Regions from separate parts of the Homo sapiens genome. Here region 1 is linked to region 2. The links are chromatin contacts, found by Hi-C in ENCODE. All regions are on one chromosome and are shown on one strand. The core of a region is the stretch at or near the end of the contact, and the rest is flanking DNA. Distances in the headings are between cores, read along the strand shown.

What was found. A loop is a pair of places that touch in the nucleus more often than their neighbours do. Pooled maps may share reads with other maps.
Region 1: a map with no recorded cell type shows a loop between it and region 2 (2.9-fold over the local background). The contact joins the enhancer-like site here to the promoter of MIR155HG in region 2. A Hi-C loop is called at or near these places in 3 of 37 single-sample maps with no recorded cell type and 5 of 50 pooled maps.

The regions. Positions count from the first base shown.
Region 1 is chr21:29,231,542-29,234,617 of GRCh38, reverse strand. All of the region lies in intron 1 of LINC00189 (long intergenic non-protein coding RNA 189), which reads right to left. Among named protein-coding and RNA genes, the nearest start is that of LINC00189, 40 kb to the right of the region's middle. RefSeq lists enhancers at 382-481, 912-1,091. Within about 2 kb of position 1,282, at least 6 of the 41 ENCODE cell types and tissues checked have a DNase peak (open chromatin) inside an H3K27ac peak, as active enhancers do.
Region 2 is chr21:25,560,838-25,563,596 of GRCh38, reverse strand. MIR155HG (MIR155 host gene) reads right to left here and starts at 1,452. Exons shown (of 3, transcript NR_001458.3): 1 at 1,340-1,452. RefSeq lists silencers at 1,108-1,387, 1,398-1,487 and an enhancer at 1,868-1,917.

The DNA.
Region 1 (3,076 bases), core at 33-2,532, 3.7 Mb before region 2:
AGAGAGAAAAGGAAGGATGTCTGGACTCATAGGGGAGCTTGGCCAGGGGTGGCTGGAGAAGAGTTGGGCCGCTGGATGCCCGACTCCAGGGAAAGACCACCTTCCCACTCCATCCCCACTTCTGCCTCCCCATCCATCTCACTGAGAGCCACCTCCACCACTCAATGAAACCTTGCACTCATCCTTCAAGCCCATGTGTGATCTGATTCTTTCAGGACACTGGACAAGAGCTTGGGATAAAGAAAGTTGTCACGCTGGCCCCCTGCCCTCACAATAAGGCAGAGGGTCCGTTAAGCTGATTAACACACAAGCCGTCTGCAGACAACAAATCTGAAAGAGCTTTGTAATACATGCCTACATGGGCTTCGAGTGACACAGAGACCCACCCCTAGACTCTGCCGTGGGACAGGAGCCCAAAAGTGCTTGTACTGGCCTCTGCACCTGCCTGTCTGCATGCTCCTCCTTTGAGCTTTGGGGCGACCAAGCAGGTGAGCTACACCTGTCGCACGTCCTACAACCATTCACAACATTTTACAAAATAATGTAGGTAAGGGAAAAGACAATTCAGACAATCAAAAATATTACAAAAAGTTCACAGCTGCCTAGTTTACAGCTGCCTGTCTTGTGACTCAGGCCCCATAATTCACATTTCCTTATGGCTCAAAATAATTTAGAGTTCCAACAGCTTAGATTTTGAATCACTTATTTTCACAATCACAAAGCATAGTAGGAGTCCCAGAGAGAGAGCATAGCTCACACATAATCCAAAAGTCTTTTGTAGCCCATAGTTTCAAAATCACTCTCCCCAAGAAAGGTGAGGAAAGCTGGTATCATAGAAACCAAATGGGCCCGTCTGAGTTTCATTTCCCTCCCGCTGAGAGGTAATGATGAAACACCATACAAGTACTGCTTTGAAAAGCACCTGGATTCCCCAGGTTCTTTTAGATTACCTCATGGGAAATAAAATAGAAACAAATTTAAAACTATAACTAGGTTGGTTTTTTGTTTGTTTGTTTACCAGTTAAGACCTTAGGTAGGTACATGCTATGGGCTGAATTGTCTTCCTGCAACCTCCGCCAAATGTATATGTTGAACTCCAAACCTCTAGTACCTCAGAATGTTCCTGTTTTGGGACATGATAAAAGAAAAACTTCAGTCGGTTTAAATTTAAAGGAGTTTAATTGAGCAATGAACGTTTCACAAATCAGACAGCCCCCAGAATCACAGCAGATTCACAAAGACTCCAGCGCAGCCATGTGGTGGAAGATTTATAGACCAAAAAAAAAAAGAGAAATGACGTTCAGAAATTGGAAGTGAGGTACAGAACGGCTGGATTGGTTAGAGGTTGGCGTTTGCCTTATTTGAACACAGTTTGAGCACTAAGCAGTGTATGAATGGTTGAAATATGGCTGCTGGGATTGGCTAGGATTTAGCTATTGTTACAGGTGCATACTACTAAGTTAGGTTTTCAATTTTATCTGCCTATTAAGTTAGGTTACGGTTCATCCGCAAGGACTCAAATATAGAAGTAGGGAGTCCTTCTCAGGCTATAGTTTGCTTTAACAGACATAAAGGCTTTAAAGAGGTAATTAAGGTAAAATGAGGTTATTGGCATGGGTCCTAATGTAATCTGACTGGTGTCCTTATAAGATTAGGACACAGACACACAGAAGGAAGACAATCTGAAGTCACAGATCTACAAGCCAGGGAGAGGGGCCTCAGAAGTCAACCTGCTGACACATTGATCTTAGATTCACAGCTTCCAGAACTGTGAGAAAACAAATTTTTGTTTTCTGAGTCACCTAGCGTCCTTCTGGCACTTTTTTATGGCAGCCCTAGTGAACTAATATAGTATATTAACTTCTCCACAATTTTAGTGCATATTTAAAAATCCACCCTTAGGGAGTTGCTTACTAATCTGTCTCTCACTTTTAATGCTTTGTTGACGTCCACATTGCATCAGAGCCATGTCAGAATAACTGAAATAATAGCACAGCCAGTCTGGAGGTTTGGGCTGTCAGATTCGTAACCCTTGATCCAACTCTGTGGACATCATCGACATGTACAGTTTGTTACGATCTCCGCTTTACAGATATGAAAAATGGGGCTTGAAGAGGCTACAATACTTGTTCGAGTTCGGCAACTGGAGAAGGGAAGGGCTAGGATTTGAACCTAGATGGCTTGAGTCAGAGGGTGTGCTCTTAACAATTATGGGACACTGTCTCCCTAAGCAGGGAGGAGAGGAACTGTGATATTGAAACTGCCTTTGCAAAATTATGACTGAGACAGTGAAAGAGATCTGACCTAACCAACTCCATCTTCCTTCTAACCTTTAAGCTGTCCTTGTCCCTTCCTGGGCATAGACCGAGCTAACTTTGGGAGGAATTTATAGTTTACAACAAAGACCATAACAGCCCTTTCCCAAAACAAGCCTCCTTCTTGCCTGGGGACTAGACTGCCTTTATAGGACCAATTAGCCACAAGATTTGAAATTATGTTTTAGGACTTACGCAGCTGGAGGCTACAGGATTCTGACCCTCCCTAAACTGCTCATAAGATTAGTGCTTGAAATATTTTGCAGATATTTTGATGGATCAGCTGGCACCACCCAGACTGATAAACTGGCTCACCTGATCTTGTGGCCCCCACCCAGGAATTGACTCAGCACAAGAGGACAGCTTCAACTTGCCATGATTTCATCTCTGACCCAACCAAGCAGCACTCTCAATTCACTGGTCTTCCCCCACCCACCAAGTTATCCTTAAACACCCTGGGCCAGGCCCAGTGGCTCACGCCTGTAATCCAAGCACTTTGGGAGGCTGAGACAGGCAGATCACAAGGTCAAGAGATCGAGACCATCCTGGATAACATGTGAAACCCCGTCTCTACTAGAAATACAAAAATTAGCTGGGCATGGTGGCAGGCACCTGTGGTCCCAGCTACTCGAGAGGCTGAGGCAGGAGAATCACTTGAACCTGGGAGGCAGAGGTTGCAGTGAGCTGAGATCGCGCCACTGCACTCCAGCCTGGCAACAGAATGAGACTCCATCTCAAAAAAAAAAAAAAAGACCTGTGAT
Region 2 (2,759 bases), core at 203-2,702:
ACACCCCCATCCCACATCCGTACCTAAAAGCAGGCTGTGCACTAGGGACCTAGTGACCTTACTAGAAAAAACTCAAATTCTCTGAGCCACAAGTCCTCATGGGCAAAATGTAGATACCACCACCTAACCCTGCCAATTTCCTATCATTGTGACTATCAAATTAAACCACAGGCAGGAAGTTGCCTTGAAAACTTTTTATAGTGTATATTACTGTTCACATAGATAAGCAATTAACTTTACATATACCCGTTTTTAAAAGATCAGTCCTGTGATTAAAAGTCTGGCTGCCCTAATTCACTTCGATTATACATTAGGTTAAAGCCATATAAAAGAGGCACTACGTCTTCGGAGAGATGAATGGATATTACAAGCAGTAATTTTGGCTTTGGAATATACACATAATGTCCACTTGACCTCATCTATTTGACACAAAATGTAAACTAAATTATGAGCATCATTAGATACCTTGGCCTTTTCAAATCACACAGGGTCCTAGATCTGCTGTGTGATGCTGGAAAAGTAACTTCACTTCTGTGGGCCTCAGCTCCTTAATTTTTAACATACTTTGGATTCTTATATCTTTGTCAGCTGTCAACTTCAGTGTTTTCAGGTTAAATTCTATCCATAGTCATCCCAATATACCTGCTTTAGATGATACAAACTTCAAAAGATCCGGCTCTCCCTCGTAAAACGTGGAGGACAGACATCAAGGGGGTTTTGTGAGTAAAGAAAGGCAACCGCTCGGCAAAAACGCACCCTGGCACAACAGGAGCGAATAAATACAGACGCTGATTGAGCGTTTGCTCCATCTTCACTTCTGTTAAATGAAGACATTGATATCTAAAATGCTATGAGTCTAACTTTGTAAAATTAAAATAGATTTGTAGTTATTTTTCAAAATGAAATCGAAAAGATACAAGTTTTGAAGGCAGTCTCTTTTTCCACCCTGCCCCTCTAGTGTGTTTTACACACTTCTCTGGCCACTCCAACAGGGAAGCTGGTCCAGGGCCATTATACAGGTACGTCCCCAACCATCCAAGGAAACTTTGCAAAGAAGCTCAAGTATTAGGTTTCGAACACCCCTCCTTCCCCCTGCCTCTGCCCGCGGGAATCCATCCAGCGCAATCTCTGGTCCCGGGCGAGGCGACACCACTGAGTCCCCAGGGGGCACCCGCAGGCGCGCGCGGGACCAGGCCGGGCTCCACGGCCACGTGCGCGCTGCCCCCGCCTTGCCTCGCCAGTTAACCCGGCGGTGACCCTCGCACCGAAGTCCCCCGGCGTCCCTGCCACGTTCAAGAGAGGAAAGGCGGGCGGGAGCGCGAGACTGAAGTCGGCGTACCTGCAGTGCCAGGAGCGTCTCCTTGGTTCCCCGCGCTTGCTCTGCGGGCGGCTCGGGGCTCCGCTATCCGCTCCCTTCCCGAGGCTGCAGGCGGCGCTGGGCCCGGGCTCGGCCGCGCACAGGAAGCCCGCGCCTGCGAACGTGCGACCCTTTTATAACTCACTTGTGACTCATAACCGACCAGGCGCCTTTTCTGCAACCCCCCCCCCCTTCTCCCCCCTCCTGCCTGTTCTTGGAACCTACAGCTTGAAAAACTTTTTTCTTTTTAAAGGAAAAGTCGAAAAAGCCCAGCGCCCGGGTAGTTGGTGTTTTCCCCTTTCCCTTTCTCGTGGGTCATTGCGTGTGTGTATTTTTTTTCTCTCAACACACGCCGTGTACTTTCCTGCACCGCGCCGCAAGGCTTGGGCTCCAACCTTTGTTCTTAAAGAAAAGGAAACGCCTTCAAATGACGGCCCAGACGTCGCCCGAACTTTCAGTCGGCTGGAGGGGGAAGTGGCGACTTCTTGCAACTGGGTGGCAGGAGTGTCTCTACTCTCTCCTTGCAGGGAGCCCGAGAGGAGCAAGTGGGAGGTTTTTCCTCCTGGACCGAATCAGCTGGAGACCAGCAGGTCCCTAAGAGAGGAAGAAATGGTCTTCAGGCGATCCTGGATTTCATCCCTACCTCATCACCCTTCAAGAGCCCGCGTTTGGTTTGGAATACGTAACTGGGCTTTGAGAACGTTTGTACTGTGTCTGGTACCCGCATTTATACTCGGGATGTCAAGATATAGGACTTAAAACTTCAAAAATTTTGACCTCAACAACATTCTCCCCCTGCCCTCCACTCCCATCTCCAGGACATATTCCTGGAGCATATGGGACTTCGGTCGTTTTAATTTTTGGTTTTGTCGCTTCTCTCTTTTCTCCCGGACCCTGCCACAAGGGGAACATTTTCCTGGAGCAGCCATTTGATTTTGGGGGATGGAAAGGAACAAATAGATCTAAAGCCTGGCAAGTTTATCCTACAAGCCTAGTCGAGTAACTCATTCATGGGTCTCAGTTCAATAAACGTTTAGACTTGAAGAAGAATAAGGAAATATGGGGAAGAGAAGGAGGACAGGAATAGATCTAGCCTCATCAACATGTGACTGGGGCCTTTTTGTAAGAAAGACGGGGCCACTGCTGGATTGCATTGCAAGTATCCAGTACTTGGACCTCCCTGTCAAGGGCACAAGACATTTTAGAATAGTTTGTATTAAACTGATGCCAGTTACATGTCAGAATACATGTCAGAGCTGGAAATCCCATAGTACTTAATTTACAGATGGCTCAGGTTGGTTAAGGAACTTGGGAGCATTTTAAAACCCTCTATTCTTAAGATACATGCTTTTTCTCTTATAATTCAAACAAGAATAATCATGATGATAACAACTAACACTTA